Linked DNA regions of Homo sapiens: region 1 is linked to region 2. The links are chromatin loops, found by intact Hi-C in ENCODE. Cell type or tissue: heart left ventricle. All regions are shown on one strand. Links, peaks and the distances in the headings refer to the core of each region. The heading gives the core; the rest is flanking DNA. Region 1 overlaps CNTFR (ciliary neurotrophic factor receptor). Region 2 overlaps FAM219A (family with sequence similarity 219 member A).

Region 1 (11,583 bases), core at 1-8,000, 110 kb before region 2:
ACCGCGACACCTCACCACGGAGGCCCAGGCTGCGGGTGAGCTTGCTCCCGCCCCTACCTCCTGGCTTTGCTGTCCTGGAGGCCTGTGGTAGAACCTGTGGCCTGGTTCTACCCTGCTGCCTCCAGCCTCTGCTCCCGGGGGTAGCCACACTTCTGCCTGTCTGTCCAACTCCTGCCATTCCTGGTCCTTGCTATCTGGACATCCTTGGTAGGGGTCATTGGGTGGAGGGGTTATCTGTGAGCCTTGGGAAACAGGATCTGCCTGATGGGGGAGGCAGTACCAGTCTGATGCAGGAAGCAGAATGGTATGTCTCATGAGCCCCCAGATCTGGATGGGACCCAGCCCTGGCCTTGCCCTGAGTTTCCCCCATGTTCCCCAGAGACCACGACCAGCACCACCAGCTCCCTGGCACCCCCACCTACCACGAAGATCTGTGACCCTGGGGAGCTGGGCAGCGGCGGGGGACCCTCGGCACCCTTCTTGGTCAGCGTCCCCATCACTCTGGCCCTGGCTGCCGCTGCCGCCACTGCCAGCAGTCTCTTGATCTGGTAGGTTGAGTGAGGCTGGGTGGCAGAGGGAGCCTGAGGGAACCCCCACTCCAGCCCCCTCCCTGACAGGCCCCTGCCTGTCTCTACAGAGCCCGGCACCCCATGAGGACATGCAGAGCACCTGCAGAGGAGCAGGAGGCCGGAGCTGAGCCTGCAGACCCCGGTTTCTATTTTGCACACGGGCAGGAGGACCTTTTGCATTCTCTTCAGACACAATTTGTGGAGACCCCGGCGGGCCCGGGCCTGCCGCCCCCCAGCCCTGCCGCACCAAGCTGGCCCTCCTTCCTCCCTCAGGGGAGGTGGGCCATGCAGCTAACCCACCCACCAAAGACCCCCTCACCCTGGCCCCTTGGGCTGGACCCTCCAATGCCAGCGACTCCCAGGAGCCCTTGGGGGACGTGAGGGGAGCCTCTCACATCCGATTTCTCCTCCTGCCCCAGCCTCCTGTCTATCCCAGGGTCTCTGTTGCCACCATCAGATTATAAGCTCCTGATGCTGGGGGGGCCCAGCCATCCCCCTCCCCCCAGCACCCACAATTTTCAGTCCCCTCCCCTCTGCCCTGTTTTGTATACCCCTCCCCTGACCCTGCTCCTATCCCACAGTATTTAATGCCCTGTCAGTCCCTTCTAGTCTGACTCAATGGTAACTTGCTGTATTTGAATTTTTTATAGATGTATATACAGGGTGGGGGGAGTGGGCGGTTCTCATTAAACGTCACCATTTCATGAGTCCTTGGAACAGACCCACTTTGGGAGGGTACCCCTCTTCCAAGGACCCCACCCCATCCAGGGCTGGCGGAGGAAAGAAATTGTGGTTGGGGAAGGTGGGGAGAGGTGTTCAGCTTTCAGGCCAGTGTAGCTGGTAACAGTGTTGTCTACTTCTTGGGGGGTAGGGCTTTCCTGGAGCACAGAGTTGCTGCCAGGGAAAAACTGTGGGAAATAAGGGATCCCACGGGGGTATCCAGTCAGTCCTGGAGGCTGCCGAAGTCCTGGCTGGGGCAGAAGCCTTTCAAGGGTCACCTCTAGAACTGCCTTCCATGAGTGCTCAGGCCTGAGCCCAGTGCACAGGGCTAGGGATGATGGCAGAAGGGGAGGGGCAGGCTTCATCCTTGGGGCCAGGGGGTGTGCGTGATCCCTGCCATCCAAGAGATAGTCCAGGGGTGCTAGAAGGTCAGGCCTAGGGCTCAGCCAGGCCACAAGGGCTCAGAGCACAGAGTGTCCTGGGCCTAGGCAGGCAGGGGGGCTGCCTGAAGGAGGAGGCTGCTTGGAGTGTGACCAGGGACGGGACCTGGGCTTCAGGACTGGAATGACAGAGTACAAGGCTTACTCCCAGGGCTGGGTTATAGTCAGGACTCAGTGTGGAGCTGGAGAGGGTGGGGCTTTGGCTTTACAGGATGGTCAGTCTTTGGTCCAGCCTCAGATACTGCCCACACCCTTCCAGTCCCCAAACTGGGGCTCCGGGATCCCTCTGACTTCTCCTCAGAGGAGGACACTTGGCTGTCCCAGGCCTGCTTAGGTCCAGACCCCACTTATAGAAGCCGCCTTACTGAGCATAAGCAGGCATTTCTCAGCTGGGAATGCCCAGGGCTGGGGCCAGGTAGGCAGGCCATGTGACCTGGGGGCGGGGGTGAAAGGGGAGTTCGGAGCTCCAACCTGGGGAGCCAGGTTTTGGCCTTTCTCTGGGTTCCTGGAGTAAGAAGAGGTGGGTGGAGTCAAAGTCAGGTCCACACCCACACCCACCTGTGCACAGATGTGTCCTCCTGATACACTCCCCGTGGCAGGCACTGAGCACTACACCGCTACAGAGCCACCAGCCACCCTGATGCCATCACACACTTTCTCCCAGTTCAAACCCTTCACCTCCGACTAGGCTCCGGAAATGGATACCCCTTGCTGCGATCGCCAGGCCTCCTTGGGATCGTGCCCTGGGAGGGGGATTGGCAGTGCCTCAAGCACCGATGAGTCTGGCCTGGACAAGACACAGTCCCAGAGGTGGGGCCTGGTGAGGGGCTTCACAGTAAAATGGCCATCTCTTCTCCAGGTTAGAAGAGAGAGGAGTATTCTAGGTGGGAGACCCCTGAAAGCAAAGGCCTGGCGTCAAGGTGAAGCCTGTGGCTTTTCAAGCTGAACAGCCCCAGCTATGGAAGCACAGGGCTCTTCATTCACAGGAAGAGGCTCCCAGGATGGATATCCTGAGAGGTGGCTGTGGACCTGCTCTGTACCCTGAACCCTGAGTTCTGCCTGGGGGTCTGGTCCCTGTGAGGTGTGGCTCAGCCTGAACCTAGGCTCCAGGTCCAGCATGAGTAGAGATAACAGGGGGTCACCAACGGTCTCCCCCAGAACATTCCTGGGATGTGTCAGAACTTCTACCCTTCATCTTTGGGGTGGGTGGGATGAAGTGAGGAGTCTCTGGCCTGAGCTGCCTTTCTGCCTTGAGAGCCCTGGTCAGCCCTGACCTACCCACCGCCCACCGAGCTTGGGCATCAACAATCTGGCCTCCATTAGCAACATGGGAAAGCAATTACGTGGGGCCTCAGGAGGAAGGGGCAGAAGGAGGAGAGGGGGCCTGCCGGAGCTTCAGAGGCCAATGGAGGGGAGGACTGGGGCCTCTATCTCTCTGCCCCCAGCCCTAAGAGAGAACCTGCTCTGCCTCAAGCCCAGGGTGGCTGGAGGGGCAGCATCATTGCCTCTGACTAGACAACTGGCCTGGGCCTGCGGGTGGTCACCTTCCTTGTGGGTCTTGGGCCCTTGGCCTCACAGAGGCTGTTTGCCTTGGAGGGTCTCAGTTGCTGACTGTTGCCTCTCTATAGTACTGTCCCTTCACATCCAGTTCCCATGGTGGTTCTGGGGAGCCAGGCATAAGTGCAGACATCGGTCATTGGAGTTAAAACAGAATCTGGAGAATTAAAACAACCCTGAGGCGTGGGGGGAAGGGGAGGCTGGGATCCCAGACCCCAGGTGCATTGCACAGGGGCCCAGCCTTCCAGCCCCCTACTTCTCTTTGCTCCCCGACAATACACTGTGGCTGGGCCCCGCTCTGTGTCCTGGCCTATCAGCCCCCTGCCCACTTGATCTCTTCCAGTGTGGCTCTGCTCCATTCTTACAACTCTAGACCTGTCTCTGTGCACCCTGCCCCTCTCTTCTTGCTGAACCCATTCTCATTTCTATGTTGTTTGTCTCTTCTTTATTTATTTATTTTTTTTTTTTTTGAGACGGAGTCTCACTCTGTCTCCCAGGCTGGAGTGCAATGGTGAGATCTAGGCTCACTGCAACCGCTGCCTGCCAGGTTCAAGCGATTCTCCTGCCTCAGCCTCCCGGGTAGCTGGGTTACAGGCGCCCGCCACCATGCCCGGCTAATTTTTGTATTTTTAGTAGAGACGGGGTTTTGCCATGTTGGCCAGACTGGTCCAAACTCCTGACCTCAGGTGATCCGCCCACCTTGGCCTCCCAAAGTGCTGAGATTACAGGCGTGAGCCACTGTGCCCAGCCTATATTTATCTCTTTCTGTCCCATTCCTATCTCTGAATCTGTCTTTGTCCTGGTTCCTATCTGCATTTCTTTCTGTATGTCTCTGTTCCATCCCTGTCTCTCTGTATGTCTCCATCTTGTGTCTCTTCTCCTGTCTCTTCTTCCCTCGTTTCTATATTCATCCCTCTCCATGCTTGTCTTCGCATCTGTTCTTCCTTGTCTGTCTTCCCTTTTTCTGCCTTCTCCCTCTCCCTCTGTCTCTTGTGTCTCCATCCCCATCTCTGTCTCTGTTTCTCTCTACATCTCTGTCTCATGTGTCTCCATCCCCATTTCTGTGTCTCTCTGTATATATCTCTATCCATGCCTCCACCTCTGTCTCCCTCTTCCCTGACTCTATCAGTCCTTCTCTTTTTTGCCTCCCTCTGTGTTCCCACCCCTATCCAGACCCCCAGCCTGTGGCCGCAGCTTCTCTCCGGCCTGCGCCAGGGACTGTCCTGGCTTCTGCTGCCCCCTCTCGGCCGCCTGCCTGCCCTTCATTCCTGCTCCTAGGCTGGCAGCTCTCAGCACAGACATCCCACATCTGGTGCGTTCCCAGCAGCCAGCCAGGAAAGAGGGTGACACTAGGCAGGAATCCTTCCTGGGCAGCCTCCGGCCCTGAGAACTCCCCGGAGCCTGTGAGCTCGCTGCCTGTGTAGGAGGGAACTCCGAGAAAGTTCATTCTCACGTGGAGAGAACAGAATCCCCGGCTCCAGTCCCAGTCCTGCATCCTGCACCTGCCTGTCTTCAGGTCCTGAGGCCCACAGCCCAGAGCCACAGGACCCTGGGAAGGCGGTGCCTGCCTGGAGATGCAGGGCTAAGGTCCTGGGGGCAGGAGTGATTGGAATGTAATCTCCCTACCTTGCCTCTTCTCAGAGGAGGGGGAGAGGAAGGAGGTCTGAGGAAGGGCATCAGATGAAGCCAGTTTGGGGAGAGGCTGGAAGGGACCTGACAGTGCCACTCTGATGGGAAAGCCAATCTGAGGGTGAGTGGGTCTGAGAGGGCCCACGCGACAGGGTGAGCCTGAGCCAGAGCGGGTCTGGGACACGCATCAGAAGAGCTTTCGTTTGAAAGGGCCAGCCTGAGGGGTAAGCTGACCCAGGGGTGTCTGAAAGGGCCTGGTCTGGTGGGTCCAGTCTGAGGGGAGACTGAGCTGAAGGCACATGGATCCAAAGACTAGAACCGCCAACTAGTTCTAGTCTGCCTGAACTTTCCCAGTTTTAGCACTGAATATCTCAAGTCTCTGGAAACCCCTCAGTCCCAGGCAAACTGGGACGTCGATCACCCTGTTTGGGAAGGCCTTGCCTGACAGCACCAGTCTGAGTGGGGAGGCTGGTCTGAAGGACTTCTGAGGGGGGAGGGTGGTCTGGAGGACGTCTGAGCAAGGAGGCTGGTCTGGAGGATGTCTGATGGGGGGAGGCTGGTCTGGAGGATGTCCGATGGGGGAGACTGGTCTGGAGGATGTCTGAGGGGCCTGGTCTCATAGTTCCAGTTTGAGGGAAGAGCCTGTTCTAGGCCAGAAGGCAAGAAGGAGGTAGAAGGGGTCCTTCCAGAGGGGCAGTGGCTTGGGGAATGGCCACCAGGGGGCAGGACAGGTTCTCAGGAAATTCAGAAGCAACCGACCCAGAGAAGGAGCCGGACTGTGGGGCTGTGTGCAAAGTATGCCCACAACAGCATGTGTCACTGAGCCGTCACGTGCAAATGGCAGTGATGGTATGCAGCTGTGCACCATGTTTGTTTTACTGTGGCTAGGTGACCAGGGATGCATATGTGCTACATTCGTGTGTGATGGCGTGTGCCTGGTGTGGCCATGGCTGAGGCTTTACCTGCGGCTCTCAGGACGACAGCAGGAACACCTTGGGCATTACCAGGACAAGGGGGCACTGGGAGAGTAGCACTCAGAGGAAGGTCTCTGGGAGGGGCTGAGGATGGGGAGGAGAAATGGGAACCAGGCTTCCCTACTACACCTGCCCCGCCCACCATTAGTATCCCTGAGATTCCAGACCCAAGAGCTAAGTGCTTTGGTCATAGCAAGGGCAGCCCCTGCCTGGACCCTGCCTGCCCACCACTCCAGCCTCTCCCTGGCTTCTCCAGCTGGCACTCCTCCAGCTGGACTCCTCCTGCTCCCCAGTAATTGTTCCCATCCTCTCCTACATCCATGCCTTGGTTCATGCTGTGTTTCTGCCCAGATGCCCTCCTGAGAAGCATTTGAGTTCCCTCTGACTCTGTCTCCATGAAATGCTTCCTGCTTATTCCCTCTCTTCCTTGGACTGAAACCCACTGTGCGCTGAGGCCTAATTCTATGGGCCCTTGTCTCATCCCAGGAACTTGAAAGTGCTGGGGGCTGGGGCTGCCAGAGGGGCCGGTCCAAGGGGAGAGGTATGGACAAAGCAAGGTGGGGACCACTGAGTTAATGAGACAAAGTAACACCGTCACAGAAGCCCCCCACCCCACCTCCCTCTAATAAAATGAACACAAGCCAAAACAAACAAAAACAACAACGCTACTACAAACTCACTAAGTCCAAGCAAACAAGGAAATCCTTTTTATAAACCTTAAAATGTGACATGCAAAGAAACAACAGAAGATTCTGGTGCAGTGAGTGAGTAGTATGTCTCCTAACCCCATTCCCAAAAAGGTGAGTCCATGAAACACAATATCCTGTCATCTAAGAGAAGTGGACTACTGGGTGCGTAGGCAGGCTTAGGAAAAGTCTGGGAAAAAGCCTTTGTAAGGAGAAGACCTTGTGTTTCTCCATGAGACCTCAGTAGAAGCAAGGAGAGCTGCCATGGCTTGGTGTCTTCCAGGGGATGGGACAGGGGTTGGCGGGGACAAACCAGTGCCTACAGGAATGGGTTATGCCCCGCCCACCAGTTGGAACAAGATGTCTAACAGGGCCTCAGAGGAGGGACAGCACTTAGGCCCCATCAAGGGCAGCAGGCAGCCCTAGCCAGGCACCCTCAGGCCATAGACGTCACGGGGGCAGAGGTGGGCACAGTTTGAAAGCAACAGCCAGCGTGCAAACCATAGGCTCCAGGGGAGACAAATGGGCCCAGACAAGATGGGAAGGGGCTCCAGGGCCTGCACACCAGGGCAAGGAGAGGTCGGCTAAACATGGGCCATGGCAGAGAGGAGTAAGAGGAAAGGAAATGGCATGGCCTTTAGACACCAAGACCACGGTCAAAATGGAGGCAGGAAGGAGAGACGATGGAAGAAAGGAAAGGAGGAGGGAGAGAAAGAAGGAAGGGAGCAAGAAAGATGATGAAAAGAAAACAACAACCGATGAAGACCCCGATCTAGAAGAAAACACACCCAAAGGAATAAAAGCAGAGTCCTGGCAAATCTTTCCTTTTATAGAAGGCCTTTTTAATAGCATGAAATCAGGAGAACAAAGAACTCAGGCAAGATGATAAAACAATGAATTAGATGAAAGGGATATTAGAGAAGCAAGTAAAAGAGGACTGAAATCTTATTTTTAAAGATGTAATAAACTAGAAACAGAGAAACAATCAATATTAATATAATAGATATTAATAGGCTTTAACCATTAAATAGTGGTTAAAAATCAAAGTAATAGGAAAGGCTTGAGATATTAAGAGTAAATGTCGTGGGAAAAGATAAAGCTACTAAAGCAATTGGAGAGAAGGTAATAGGACAAAGACAAGCTACCATAAGCTCAACTATTAACAGCCCTAAAGTAGGGGTTCCAAAAATGGAACTTAAAATGATATTAAGGTACAAAATACAGAAATCTTCCCCTGAAATGAAAGAACTGAATATTCAGATTGAAAGGGGCATACTGTATACCAGAAAAGTTGACACAGAGTAATTGATATTAAGACACATTGATTTGGCTGGGTGAGGTGGCTCACATCTGTAATGCCACCACTTTGGGAGACTTAGGCGGGAGGATCACTTGAGCACAGGAGTTTGAGGCCAGCCTGGGCAACATAGTGAGACCCTTCCGTCTAAAAAAGAAAAAAGATACATTGGTTTAGTTACCAAACTTTGGGGCTAAAGTAAGAATACTTAAGGCACCTAGACAGAAGAAGCAAGTCATTTATTTACAAGGGGGGATATTCAGTCTGGTCTCAGATTTCTCCAAGGTAGCATTTGACAAGTGAAGACAATGAAGCAATATCTACAGAGTTCTGAGGGGAAAAAGTGTCACCCTAAACCGTAACCAACAGAGTGGGTGATCTCAATCATAAATTTGGGGGATGGTGTACTCATGAACCTTTCCAGAAAAGACAAAATCCATTCAGCCAAGAGATTAGTCAAGGTCAGGAGCTGAGGAAGGGAAATTCATGGTAAAGAACTGGTGGGGACATTAATTCCACGTAGGAATTAACCTTAATTCAATTTCAGCGAAGATGACACTGTGGGAATTTTCGTTGCAAAACACTGTAAATACAGTTGACCTTTGAACAACACGAGTTTGAACTGTGCAGGTCCACTTATTCACAGATTAAGTAAAATCAATAAAAGTTACACCAAGAGTGCCTGCCTCTCCTGCCTTCCTCTCCCTCTTCTGCCTCTGCCACCCCTGAGGCAGCAAGACCAACCCCTCCTTTTCCTCCTCCTCCTCAGCCTCCTCAACATGAAGACGAGGATGAAGACCTTTATGATGATCCACTTCCACTTAATGAATAGTAAATATTAATAAATTATTTCTTCCTTATCATTTTCTTAATATTTTCTTTTCTCTAGCTTTAAGAATACAGTATATAATATATATAACATAAAAAATATGTGCAAATCAATTGTTTATGTTATTAATAAGGCTTCTCGTCAACAGTGGGCTATTAGTAATGTCAGGGGAGTCGAAAGTTATATGCACAGTCTGGAATGGAGAGGTGAGGTAGCAAGGAAAGCAGAAGTACTAATCACATCTTCGTTCATAGCTAAGTCAATAAAGGGATAAAACTAGAATATAATGGTAAAATCCTACTCCAACCTCCTTTTCTTTTCTTTTTTTTTTTTTTTTTTTTTTTTTGAGGCAGGGTCTTGCTCTGTTGTTCTGGCTGGAGTGACATGGTGCTATCACAGCTCACTGCAGCCTCGACCTCCTGGTCTCAAGCAATCCTTCCACCTCAGCCTTCGAGTAGCTGGGACCACAGGCATGTGCCACCATGCCTGGCTAATTTTTAAATTTTTGTAAAGACAGGGTCTCTCCATGTTGCCCAGACTGGTCTCGAACTCCTGGGCTCAAGTGATCCTGCTGCCTAGGTCTCCTAAAGTGTTGGGATTACAGGCGTGAGCCACTGCGCCTGGCCCAATCTCTTAATTGAAATGGCTCTTGAGAGAGGTCTTTTAGGAATGACTACTCTTTTAAGGTGAAGAAATATTTCAGCTATTCCATTTTCGCTTCAGTTTCTTTTTTTCTCTATTAAACTCAAGTAAACGTACATTTTCTACTTTTGGTTAAAAAAATAGTTTCTTTTTCTTTTTTTTTTTTTTTGAGACAGAGTCTCACTCTGTCGCCCAGGCTGGAGTGCAGTGGCGTGATCTCGGCTCACTGCAAGCTCCGCCTCCTGGGTTCATGCCATTCTCCTGCCTCATCCTCCCGAGTAGCTGGGACAACAGGTGCCCGCCATCGCGCCCGGCTAATTTTTTTGTATTTTTAGTAGAGACAGGGTTTCACCGTGTTAGCCAGGATGGTCTCGATCTCCTGACCTCGTGATCCGCCCGCCTCGGCCTCCCAAAGTGCTGGGATTACAGTCGTGAGCCACTGCACCTGGCCTAAAAAAATAGTTTCTATAGTATATCCCATTAGGACTATGAGAACAGTCCCATTCTTAGATATTTTTTCTACCTGACTGGCTCTCTCTCTAACCTCTCTCCTCAATTTTATGTATTATGTATATGGTTACAAAACGTAATACTGATCATTTCTGGGTGGTGAGGTTTTGAGTGCTTTGTTGCATTTTTCTTTGTATTCTTTTGTCTATTTTAGAAAACATTTATCATTTATCTACCTGTCTGCCTGTCTAAGGCAAATCACTTAACTTCTATGAGCCTCCAATTCCTTATCTTCAGCCTGGTAATAACAAAATTGGAGGGCATTTTAAAGACTGTGAGATAATATGCCACTCCCCTCGTGGTAGGCTGAATAATGGCCCCCAAGATGTCCACATCCTAATTCCCAGAACCTGTGAATGTTACCTTATATGGCAAAAGAGACTTTGCAGATGTGGTCAAGGATCTTGAGAAGACTATCCTGGATTATCTGAGGTGTGGTGATATAATCGCAATGATTCCAACAGGAGAGAGGGAGGCAGGAGGAGTCAGGGAAGACAGCAGTGGAATGATGGAAGCAGAGACTGGAGTGCTGTGCTTTGAGGATGGAGTACTGGTCCACAAGCCAAGGAATGCAGGCAGCCATTAGATACTGAAAAGGCAAGGAAATGCATTCTCCTCTTGGAGCCTACAGAAGGAACCAGCTCTGCCAACACATTGACTTTAGCCCACAAAAACTGATTTCAGACCTCTGAACAGTCAATTGTAAGCAAATAAATCTGTGTAGTTTTTTGTTTTTCTGTTTTCGTTTTTGAGACTGAGTCTCTCTCTGTCACCCTGGCTGGAGTGCAGTGGCACGATCTCAGCTCACTGCAACCTCCGCCTCCCAGGTTCAAGCGATTCTCCTGACTCAGCCTCCCAAGTAGCTGGGACTACAGGTGCCCGGCTAATTTTTGTATTGAAGCCACTACATTTATGGTAATTTGTTACAGCAGCAAAAGGAAACGAATGTTTACACCTGTTTCCTTGGCCCAAGGTGACCTCCCCATCCATCCCCTTCATCCAGCCAACTCCTACATGTTCAACATTTCACTCACGTTTCCCTGACATCTGCCCTCCACTGCTGCCCAGAGTGGGGCTGGGCTGTGCATCCCCCAACGTGGCACATGCCAGTCTGTGTGATAGTTCCTCATGGACAGGTCTCTCTTCCTCCCCGGCTGTGCATATGTGAGGATAGGCCTGGGGCCCAACAGAGGACTCAGCTCAGTAACTGTTAATGCATAGATGAATCAAGGAGGGCTGGGCGAGAGGTTGGCGCCTGATAATTACCCAAGACCCTCCTTTCTTGGCGCTAGGATCTCTCCCTTCCCTATGTTTACCTGGCTTTCTCTCCCACCAGTCTGTCCTCCTCCATATACACACATTCTTCCAATCTCTAGAAAACTGATCTGTGTCTATCTCTGACTTCTCTGACTTCTTCCTTTAGTCATTGGTCTAGAACACATTTGTTGACACCTACTAGTGACTCTGGGTAGGCTTATCTTTGCGTGTGTGTGTGTGTGTGTGTGAAAGAAAGGGAGAGATGGAGGCCTGTGAATCTCTTCATGTGTTTTCCCGGCCATGTGGTATGTGTGTAGTTGGTGTAATCATGTGTGTTTCTGTGTGGATGTGTTTTTATGTGCAGGCCTGTGTCTGTGGGTAGGCTTGTCTGTACATACATCTTTGCTTGTATGTATGTGTCTCTGCTTTGTGGGTTGTATGTATGCATGTTTGTCAGTGTGTGTCTGCATATG
Region 2 (11,711 bases), core at 1,981-9,980:
AGAAGCAGATTCAGGAAAAGATCTCATGAATTTCATATGAGTGGTTGGCCACACTTAATATGAAATTATAAGCCCTTGACCAAAGAAGCAAGAAGGAATAGGCTACAAGAAGAGACCCATAAGCCAGAAGTCACTGGCGAGGAAAGGCCCTATTATAGGTTATACAGCCTTAGCGCTCTTTTGTTTACCCAGGCTAAATAGGCCTGCTTTTTCCTTTTACCATTTCCCGGGACACTGGCTTCCAAATTCGCAGTCATCCTAGCTGCCCTAGTGGATACTTTTAGGTTTCTCACCCCTGAAACTGAACACAGAGCTGTACATGTGATCTGCACAGCACAGATTATTGTGGGACTGCCACTACCCATAATATTGATATTGTACTTCTATTATTGTCAGTTGAGCTTCCATGATCATATTTAATAACCATACCTATTGTTATATTGAACTCAGAACATATCTGGAACAGAGCAGCCCTTTCCCTTAGCAGTGTAAAATCAAGGCAAGAACCTGGAATCACATCTTGAGCTAGGCTTACTGCCAATACAGGTTAAGAGTCCACTGAGGATAGTGAGATGATGGTTCCACATTTGTTAGAAACTACACTACATGTGTGTCATGTGACTCTTATTCTCAGAAAGGTAGCTGGCTGAATTCAGCAAGACAGAATTTCAATAGGAATCTAGGGAGGCTGTGTGATTGGAGAAGGTAGGGACCTTTAAAGCGAGCTAGTGCTTGAGTGGACAGAAAGCTTAATATAAGTCCACTATATAACAAAGCTAATGTGCTGTTGGACTACATTAATAGAAGCATGGAATTCAGTTCCTAGGAGGTAATCATCCTACTCTGCCCTATTCTGTAGTGGTCATCACCATCTGAAGTCCTCCATTCTGTACTGATATCATCATTCAAGAGATTGGGTGACTAGAATAATGAAAGGAGTCAAAAGCATGTCATGTGAGAATAGTTAGAAGAACTGAGCTGTTTGGCCTATGAATAAGCAGTCTCAGAGAAAGCATTTTGAGGTTTTCAAATACCTAAAGGACTGGGATTAGGAAAGAAAAGGAGGATAGTCTTCATGTTATCTGTAGCTTCACAGGGAGAACCAGAGCCATGGTGGGAATGTGAATGTGTTCTTACCTCACATTCTCTATGGTATCAGTTCTTAAACTGGGCCAGAGGCCAGGGCACCAGGAAGACACACTGCTCTGTGCAAATGTCCTAGTCCTTCCAAAGTAGGTGCTAGGAATAATATTCTAGCAGTAAACATGGCTCTGTTATGTGTGTGTACTATAAACGTGTCCAAGAATCCACTGTGGAACTTAGCACAAGCAGCACTTTTCTAGTTTTCTGAGAATAGGTGTTTGCTAATGTTTTGTATATATCAAGGCCTGTCACAAAAGCACCATCTTCTTCATGCATCCCTTTCTATCCTTCAGTGAGATGTGAGCTCTCCATTTACCTGTCCTGTGGCCCTAATACCTTGTCATTGTGTAAAGTTTATGGGTACAGTGTCTTATCCCTATCTTTAATTCCCCCCGCCCCGCATTTTTTTTTTTTTTTTGAGACAGAGTCTCGCTCTGTTGCCCAGGCTGGAGTGCAGTGGCACAATCTTGGCTCACTGCAGCCTCTGCCTCCCAGGTTCAAGCAATTCTTCTGCCTCAGCCTTCCGAGTAGCTGAGAGTACAGGTGCACACCACCACACCCAGCTAATTTTTGTATTTTTAGTAGAGATGGTTTCACCATGTTGGCTAGGCTGGTCTTAAACTCCTGACTTCAAGTGATCTTCTTGCCTCGGACTCCCAAAGTGCTGGGATTACAGGCATGAGCCACTGCACCCAGCCTATCTTTAATTCCTTTTTAAGGTAGGTGAAAAGATGTTTCCAAAGCACCTGAACCATCTCATTAAGCAGATTAGGAAAATCATTTTGCCCACTTTATAGATCTGCAAGCAGACTCCCAGAAAGGTAAACAGGCTTAGCCACTACCCAGCTGGAGGTTGGCGTGGCCTAGATTAGACCCTCCTTCGCAACTTGGAACCCAATTAAGTTCTTCTACATCAGGCTTGAACTTCTCCACTGGCTTTTGAGGCATCTACACTAGGCTTTTACCCCTCAAAGCTGGCCATACTTGCTACCATTCAAGCCAACTTTCTTTCTAGTAAGTCCAGCCATGTCCTTCACCTTCTTTCACCTATTGGCACCTTGAGGCCTCCTCTCCTCTTAACAATTCTCTTCTGCCCATTTCACTCATACACATTCTTCAGAGATCAATATAAACTCCCATTCTTCAGAGAGCTTTCCCTGAATATTCTAGTGAGCTCTTAACCAATCCCTAAGCCTCTATAACCTCTAGCACATAATTTTATACAAATGATATTCTGGTTTAGGGTGTCCACTTTAATGTGCTGTGAGTCTTGTCACCCCAACTCCCCTTTGATCTCCTTGACAAGATAGCTTCTACCTCTAGAACTTACAGACTGGTGAAGAAGATACTTGCTCTTATGAAACAGAACTACAGAAGAATACAGCTGGCTCCTTTAAAGATGAGTAAGAGTGGAAAGGAGAGGAGGTTGGGAGGTTATTCTAAGGAGGGGAACAGCAAAGACCTAGAGGGGGATGAGTAGGTGAGAATTAGTAGAGTGGAAGCCACATGTTGGGGAATTAAGGGAGATTCAGGGGAATACAGGGATGGGACATTCATTCATTATTCAAATAACATCTTTTGAGCATCTGCTATATGCAAGACACTGAGCCAAACATAGGAAGTAAAATGATGAATAAAGCAAACATGGTACCTACCTTCATAAGCTGGCAATCCAGTAGGAGAGACAGATACTAAACAAAGTGCACAAACACAATTACCAACTATGACAAGTGATAGAAAAGGCAAGAAATGCAGTAGGAAAAGAGAGAATAATAAATTATTCTCTTGTGGATGTCAGGTAAGGCTGCTATGAGAAAGTGATGTTTGAACTCAGACCACAGGATGAGAAGGATTTTGTTCTTACAAGGAGTGACGTGCTCCTGGCTCCCCAGTGGGCAGGGGTCCCTAGCTGAGTTAGCAATCTGAGTTCCTTACAAATTGGCCTTTTCCCATCTTCTCCCTTTGCAGCATTAGGTACATTTTCAGAAGTAAGGGACGTAGAATAATGTAAGAAGGCCAATCCAGCCCCTCTCCCATTGGTAGCAGAGCTGATAACTGTGCCGTCAGCTTTGTTGTGGGGGCTGGAGAAGCTATTAATGGAGTTGTAAGCTTTAATATTTAATGAGGAAAAAACTTAGTTTTGCTGATGAAGAGCTCCTACCTGAGTCTTCCAACATTATATGACCTGTACACATCCTCCTGGAAATGGAGAAAGTCTCTGGGGATCTTGGAGGAAAGGAAGAGTGCCAGCCTGGATGTCCTGTTCTTGGTGTATCAGGCATAGGTTTCTCCTTACCACAAAACCCAAATGTATAGGTCATTCTCTCTGGGGACAGACTTGCCTCTGGTGGGAAAGCCAGTAGCCACATTGGCAGGCAAATTGCAGCAGCTGGTGAAAGGGGCCTCCACTGGTTCTCCTATGAATGCCAAAGCTGTTCCCTGAGGATTTTAGCTTCCAGAAAGTCCTCTCTGCTCTCAGCTGACATGCTGCATCCAGCTCTGGCCTAGAGGACTCAGTGAAAGGCCAAGTGGGGATAATGATATGGGGAAGTGGTAGTAGCTAGTGGTTTAGGGAAGGGGAGGGAGAATTATGTGGAGTCAGGGAGGGAGACCAAGTTGAGGGTTGGTATTTAATGTAGCAGACATTGGTACCAAAGGGAACCAGTCAGAACCAAGATTTGACCATCTGTTAGCCTCCCTATCAACTTCCTGATGGAATCTCATATTTCACATCCTTCATTTGCCATGGGCTCTGATACAGCAGAGAGACAGTCACAGGAAGCTCCCACAGGAGGAATTGGTTTGAGTATGCTTGAGGGGGTGGGGAAATTAGGATAAGCCAGTGGGGGGCACGGGCCTGAGGGCAGGAGCTGTGCACAGCAGTGGTAAGTAGGCTGGGTATATCCTAGCTACTATCACTTTTGTTATGACCTTTGGCCAGCCTCCTAACCGCTTTCAGGCATTTGTAAAATAAATAAGATCATGTATGTGAAAATGAGCTGCAAATTACTATATTATTTCTGGTCTAAGGGTTGATGATAATGAAAGGGTTGCTGATTTTCTTTTTCTGTCTGTAATTCCCAAGGGAACTTTTGTGGGAGAGAGTGAGGAGATGGGTTATTCTTCTCATCACCAAATGAGAAGAGTCTTTGGCCTCCTTGACAGGGCTGTGGTGAGGCCAGGCTGGAGAAGGACCTGCTCTGTGCTTTCACTGATCTCTGGAAGAGATTCCCATTGAGTGGGGCTGGGCTGGGGGACGTGTAGAGGGCGGCTGAGTCTGTTAGCAGAGTGGGCCTTCCTGGAGATCCCCACCATTGGTGATAGTGGAGGGTGTCCTACTGCTGTTTCGGTTCCCGAAGGTCAATTTTCAGGGCTCACGAAACATATGAAAAAGTCAACATTGCTATTATTCTCCCCAATGTCAGTGGGCTAGAGGAGGCAGATCCAGATTGCTCACTTCCTTCACATTTTTTAATGGTTTGCCCTGGAAATCTTCAAACACATACCCCCTAGTACTTGTCACCCAACTTCAACAGCTATCAACACAAGGCTAATCTTATTTCACCCATACCCCACCTACTGGATTATCTTGAATAATTTAATATTTGAATATCGATTTAATTTAATGTTTGAATATTTGAATTAAATTTAATAATTTAATATTCAAGATAATCCAGTAGGTGGGGTATGGGTGAATAATCATCTATAACATTATACTATCTCTAAAAATGATAATTTTCTACATAACTACCATTATCACACCATTACTATCTTTAACATAAATACCATTATCACCCCTAAAAATCCTTTAATTCCTTAACATCTTAAAAATTGGTTGGTTGGTTTGAATCTGGCTCACACATTGCATTTGGTTGACATGTCTCTTTTTTTTTGTTTTTTTTTTTTGAGACGGAGTCTGTCTCTGTCACCCAGGCTGGAGTGCAGTGGCGTGATCTCGGCCTACTACAACCTTTGCCTCCCAGGTTCAAGCAATTCTCCTGCCTCAGCTTCCTGAGTAGCTGGGATTACAGGCACGTGCTATCATGCCCGCCTAATTTTCATATTTTCAGTAGAGACAGAGTTTTGCCATGTTTTCCAGGCTGGTCTCAAACCCCTGACCTCAGGTGATCCACCTGCCGCAGGCTCCCGAAGTGCTGGGATTACAGGCGTGAGCCGCCATGCCTGGCCTGATATGTCTCTTTTAATCTGTAGTTTCTCCCACCATTTTTTCTTTTCTTGCAATTTATTTGTTAAAACACAAAAACAAAAACAAATAAAAAGTTCAGTCCTTTGTCCTATAGAGTTTCCCACAATCTGGATTTTGTTGACTGCATTCTTGTGTTGTTTTTTATCCTATTCTGTCTCCTGTATTTTTGCAAATTGGTAGTTAGATCTCAAGGTTTGATCAGACTTAAATTCAACTTTTTGTAAAGAATCCTTCTGAGGTGTGATGTGTATGCCACAGTTTACCTTTTGAGGTGTGATGTGTATGTATTTCATACCAGGAAGCACATAACATATGTTTATCCTATTTTTTGTGGTGTAGTTAGCCTGATCTCTCCACTATAAAAGTTGGCTAGGCATAGTGGCCTGTAATTCAGCACTTTGGGTGGCCAAGGCAGGAGGATCACTTGAGGCCAGGAGTTCGAAACCAGTCTGGGCAACATAGTGAGACCCCATCCCCATACAAAAATAATACAAAAATTAGGCATCGTGGCATGCACCTGTAGTCCTAGCTACTTGGCAGGCAGGAGGATTGCTTGAGCCCAGGAGGTCGAGGCTGCAGTGAGCCATGATCGTGCCACTGTACTCCAGCCTGGGTAACAGAGCGAGACCCTGTCTCAAAAATAAAAAATAAATAAAAGCCCCCTTCAGCCTTTCACCTAATGTTTTTACAGCCCTTGACTGTCATTGCCTTGATTCATTATTCCATCAGGAATTTCCTTCACATTTGTACAGCAAAGAACCCTGTTAATTCTCTGCCTTCATACCCCCACAGGTATCACCTGGTCTCGGGCCCTCTCTCCTTTAGGTCTGCTTCTTCCACCACTGCTCTTATCCTGTACCATCATTTGCTTCCTTATCAGCCCAAGATAGCCCTGGAGTGTCTTCAGACCACATGTATCCCACCCTGCTTCACTAAGCCCTGTGCTTCTCTGAGAGGAGGGTCCTTACTGAGTGTGTTCTCACTGGAACAGCAGTATCTCACTTCATGAAGCTCCTGCATCTGCTCTCTGAATCTTCCTAGGACTATGCTTGACTCATACTAGGGAGTAGAAGCAACTGTGGTCTTTTCCTCCTCTGGGAGAGAGTTCAGCAAGGGCTGGGTTTATTTTTGCTTCCCACAGATTTCTTAGCAGCCTTCTTCTATGCTGAGGAGGGTCTTACTTGTTTCCTGAGCTTCCTGCCCCAGCCTGGGCTCTGGCAAGGACCCAAACCTGGTTTCCTGTTTAGCTGGGCTACAAGCCGGGAGAGGTTGGGGGAAGGGATGGGGCAGGCAATTCTAGAACTCTTAGGTCCTTTTCTCTTTCCAGCCAAGTTTAAAAACCTATGTGAGAGTCAGGTGTGGTGGCATTAAGCCTGGAGTCCCAGCTACTCGAGAGGCTCAAGGAGGATCACTTGAGCCCAGGAGTTAAAGGCTCTAAGTGCTATACGATCAGGCCTGTGAATAGCCACTGCACTCTAGCCTGGGCAACATAGTAAGATAACATTTCTTTAAAAATTTTTTTTTTTTTTTTTTGAGACCGAGTCTCACTCTGTCGCCCAGGCTGGAGGGCAGTGGCGCGATCTCGGCTCACTTGCAAGCTCCGCCTCCCGGGTTCATGCCATTCTCCTGCCTCAGCCTCCCGAGTAGCTGGGACTACAGGCGCCCGCCACCATGCCCGGCTAATTTTTTGTATTTTTAGTAGAGACGGGGTTTCACCGTGTTAGCCAGGATGGTCTCGATCTCCTGACCTCGTGATCCGCCCGCCTCGGCCTTCCAAAGTGCTGGGATTACAGGCGTGAGCCACCACGCCTGGCCAAAAATTGTTTTTTTTTATTAAGAAAAAAAAACCTGTGAGGGCTGGAACACATCACTACCTTCTGGTACTTTGGCATTTCTGTGTTGCCCCAGTATCTCCACCCCTATTGTCTCTCCTCACAGAGGAGTGTACATGTGCCCCAGACAAATACAGTACATGCACTGAGGGCACTGCAAGCCAGCTCACCAGAGAAGCACACAGAAGTTGAGAGCTGCCTCTTGCAAACCTGTACCCACCCTTAGGTCTGGTTCCCTGCCCATGGGAGTCTTCAACTTCTACTACCCAGCCTAACAGCTGTTAGTCCCCAGATAATTATGTCCAACACAATGGAGCATCTGATGGAGCAGGAAGTCTGAGAGGTGGAGGCTAGCTAGGGACCAGCTGTGCAACAGCTAGAAAACATAGGGGTCTGCAGTGACAGCTGACCACCCAGTACAGGATTCCTGATAAGAGCCTCACAGCCTTGGATACCCTGCCCACACTCCTCCTTATGTCTAGTTCTTCCTGAGGCTATGAGAATCCAGAGGGCCTCATTCTGTTTTGGGAAGGGACCTGTTGCTGATTACTTCTTTGCTCCCTTCTCCTGGGCGGTCACAGAAGGGACTGTGTGAAGCCCTATCCCTTTTATCCACATGAAAGTAAACATCAGAGGAAAGTGTCATCAAGTAGCAGGAGTGCCCCGTGTAGCCCCTTACACTTCAACGGCTTCCACTCGTTCTTATTATAAAGACTCAAATCCTTAGTATAACCCTAACATGTGATCTGGCTCCTGCCTTCCTCTTCAGCTTATCTCATATCACATTACCCCCAGTCACTACATTCAGCATCACTGGCTTTTCCTCCACTTCTCTAATGTCCCAGGCTCCCTTCTGCTTGAGGGCCTTTGCGCATAATGTTCTTGCTGCCTGGAATGCTTTTGCTGCACCTTCTACCTTTTTTTTGTTGTTGACTCCTACTCATCTTTCAGTTCTTAGTTCAGCTATAGTTTCATCACAGAGGACAATCCCTAGACTTGGTCAGTAGTCTTCCCCTTATTGCACTTTTCACATTTATAATTTTACGTAAGTATGTAAAATTAGTCTATTAACGTGGGTCCTTTTGAAGGATGTTGCATGAAACCAGATTCATTTTTACTTACCATTTGTCTCCTGTGCCTTCACATAATGGACATTCACTAAATAGCTTTTGGTTGAATGAATGAATGACTGAATGAATTGTCTTCTAGTCTCATTTACTTGGTAACCCCATGTCGTATCTGACATTCAACCATATACCCTGCAGACGTGTGTCCTACTGTTTAGAAGTGTGTCCGGAATTGGTGGGTTCTTGGTCTCACTGACTTCAAGAATAAAGCCGCGGACCCTCGCGGTGAGTGTTACAGTTCTTAAAGGCGGCGTGTCCGGAGTGTGTTCCTTCTGACGTTCAGATGTGTTCGGAGTTTCTTCCTTCTGGTGGGTTCGTGGTCTCGCTGGCTCAGGAGTGAAGCTGCAGACCTTCGCGGTGAGTGTTACAGCTCTTAAGGCAGCGCCTCTGGAGTTGTTCGTTCCTCCCGGTGGGCTCGTGGTCTCGCTGGTTTCAGGAGTGAAGCTGCAGACCTTCGCGGTGAGTGTTACACCTCATAAAAGCAGTGTGGACCCAAAGAATGAGCAGTAGCAAGATTTATTGCAAAGAGCAAAAGAACAAAGCTTCCACAGTGTGGATGGGGACCTGAGCGGGTTGCCACTGCTGGCTTGGGCAGCCTGCTTTTATTCTCTTATCTGGCCCCACCCACATCCTGCTGATTGGTAGAGCCCAGTGGTCTGTTTTGACAGGGCACTGATTGGTGCGTTTACAATCCCTGAGCTAGACACAAAGGTTCTCCAAGGCTCCACCAGAGTAGCTAGATACGCAGTGTTGATTGGTGCATTCACAAACCCTGAGCTAGACACATGCTTCTGATTGGTTTGTTTATAAACCTTGAGCTAGATACAGAGTGCCGATTGGTGTATTTACAATCCCTGAGCTAGACATAAAGGTTCTCCAAGGCCCCACCAGAGTAGATAGATACAGAGTGTCCATTGGTGCATTCACAAACCCTGAGCTAGACACAGGGTGCTGATTGGTGTAGTTACAATCCCTGAGCTAGACATAAAGGTTCTCCACCTCCCCACCAGACTCAGGAACCCAGCTGGCTTCACCCAGTGGATCCCGCACCGGTGCTGCAGGTGGAGCTGCCTGCCAGTCCCGGTGCCATGCGCCCGCACTCCTCAGCCCTTGTGTGGTCGATGGGACTGGGCGCCGTGGAGCAGGGGGTGGCGCTCATTGGGGAGGCACAGGCCTCACTGGGGAGGCTCATGGCCGCACAGGAGCCCATGGAGGGGTGGGAGGCTCAAGCATGGCGGGCTGCAGGTCCCGAGCCCTGCCCCGCAGGAAGGCAGCTAAGGCTTGGTGAGAAATCGAGCACAGCGCCCGTGGGCTGGCACTGCTGTGGGACCCAGTACACCCTCCGTAGCCACTGGCCCGGGTGCTAAGCCCCTCATTGCCCCTGGCCGGCAGGGCCAGCCGGCTGCTCCGAGTGCGGGGCCCGCCAAGCCCACGCCCACTCGGAACTCCAGGTGGCCCGCAAGCGCCACGCGCAGCCCGGGTTCCCGCTCGCGCCTCTCCCTCCACACCTCCCTGCAAGCTGAGGGAGCCGGCTCTGGCCTTGGCCAGCCCAGAAAGGGGCTCCCACGGTGCAGCGGTGGGCTGAAGGGCTCCTCAAATGCCACCAAAGTAGGAGCCCAGGCAGAGGAGGCGCTGAGAGCGACCGAGGGCTGTGAGGACTGCCAGCACGCTGTCACCTCTCAGAAGCACTTACTACTTATCTGCCACCAGACACACAGTGTTTCATTTAATCTTCTCAACTCTGCAAAGAAGGTATACCCTTAATCTACAGAGAAGGAAAGTGAGACCCAAGGTCACACAACCTAGTAAGTGGCAAAACCATTTCAAGCCCAGGTGTATGGAGTCTTTAAGGCCATGCTCTTAACTGTAACACTGCACTGCCCCCTTTTGGCATTTTGGAGCATTGTCACTAGGCCCTGGTTAATTCAACTCTTAAGTCGGTATATTCTAGAACTGAAAGCCCCAAGAAGCCACGCTTCAGTTCTAGCGCTCCACATTTGGCCCTGGCTGTGGAAGGACACTGGGGATGGAATTCAACCAGGACTCCCCAGGGTTCCAGGGTATATATGTCTCAGGGTCTCTCACCCCATCTGTTTCCATGGATCCTTTGTAGCCTCCAGATCATAACGTAGTGTCCTGTTTTAAAGAGAAGGGCCAGCTGTTGAAATGGCCTGATCCGGCAGTGTCCTGGAGAGTAAGCATGACCTGATTAAGATCCTAGTCAAGATAATTGAGAGAGAGAGAGTAGTGTTTGTCTTCTTGCAATTTCCTCATGAAAGATAGAGCCCCGGAAATTGGCTTCAAGGCTTTCCTGGGAAGTGCAAACCCATTAAGAGGGCAACGCCTCTTGCTGCTGGTTCTCATAACTCAAGTTAGTCCACATCCCAAGTTCCTTTTGGTGGCAGGGAAATTAGGACTGATGAATACTTTAGACTAGATGGAAACAAAAAGTAAATGAGGAGAGAGCAACATAAAAACAAACAAACAAAAACCAGCTACCCTTTGTTGTTCATGCCAGGCATGCTGCAAAGTGTTCTATATACATTATTTCATCTCATTCTAACACCAGCCTTGCAAAGTAGGTAATATGACACCCATGAAAGGAAAGGGACATTAAGAAAGGTAACTTGCCAAAAGTCATACAACGAGGTGGCTTGAGAACTAATCTAGGTCTTTCTAAATTCAAAACCCAAGTACTTACCACAGCCAGTTGGTGAGAGTATACATTGTCACAGCCTCTCTGGAACAATAACTGGCAACAGTGTCTCAAAATATAATGTGTACATTTCCCATTGACCCCCTCAGCTATTCTACTTCTAGGACTTTCTTAAAGAAATAGACAAACATATAAAGACTTTCTTTAATAAGAAATTATCATAGGCCAGGCTCTGTGGCTCACACCTATAATCCCAGCACTTTGGGAGGCCGAGGTGGGAGGATTGCTTGAACCCAGGAGTTTGAGACCAGTCTGGGCAACAAAGCAAGACCCCATCTCTACAAAAATTTTTTTTTAAATAGCCAGGCATGGTGGCATGTGCCTGTAGTCCCAGCTGCTTGGGAGGCTGAGGTGGGAGGATCACTTGAACCCAGGAGGTCAAGGCTGCAGTGAGCTGTGGTTGCCACTACACTCCAGCTTGAGTGACAGAGTGAGACCTTGTCTCAAAAAAAACCCAAAAAAATCCCAGAAATTATAATAATTATAAATAAATACACATACATAATTTTATAATAACATTATAATAGTTATAATAGATATTATAATAGTTATTAGTAGCTGCAACATTATAATAGTGAGAAAAAGGTGAGAAAAGAGCAATCTAGGCTGGGCACGGCAGCTCATGCCTGTAATCCCAGCACATTGGGAGGCCAAGGCAGGTAGATCACCTGAGGTCAGGAGATTGA

Evidence for each region. Hi-C counts contacts between places; a loop is a spot of excess contacts. Peaks named below come from ENCODE experiments on the same cell type or tissue, not always from the same donor. Only the 100,000 strongest peaks of a DNase experiment are listed, where the experiment ranks them.
Region 1: a loop joins it to region 2, with 2.4 times the contacts of the local background. A loop is called at or near these places in 36 of 110 quality-filtered maps.

The regions. Positions count from the first base shown.
Region 1 is chr9:34,541,126-34,552,708 of GRCh38, reverse strand. It overlaps CNTFR (ciliary neurotrophic factor receptor), which reads left to right. Exons shown (of 10, transcript NM_147164.3): 8 at 1-35; 9 at 380-548; 10 at 638-1,276. The coding sequence ends at 638. Among named protein-coding and RNA genes, the nearest start is that of CNTFR-AS1, 21 kb to the left of the region's middle. RefSeq lists a silencer at 5,738-5,817 and an enhancer at 5,413-5,912. In heart left ventricle, for the core only: CTCF peaks have their summits at 4,526 (motif pointing left), 5,629 (motif pointing right) and 5,641 (motif pointing right); DNase peaks (open chromatin) are centred at 4,548 and 5,643.
Region 2 is chr9:34,436,023-34,447,733 of GRCh38, reverse strand. All of the region lies in intron 1 of FAM219A (family with sequence similarity 219 member A), which reads left to right. Among named protein-coding and RNA genes, the nearest start is that of FAM219A, 17 kb to the left of the region's middle. RefSeq lists a silencer at 10,089-10,148. In heart left ventricle, for the core only: no CTCF peak of the experiment used is centred there; a DNase peak (open chromatin) is centred at 6,573; H3K27ac peaks cover 1,139 bases.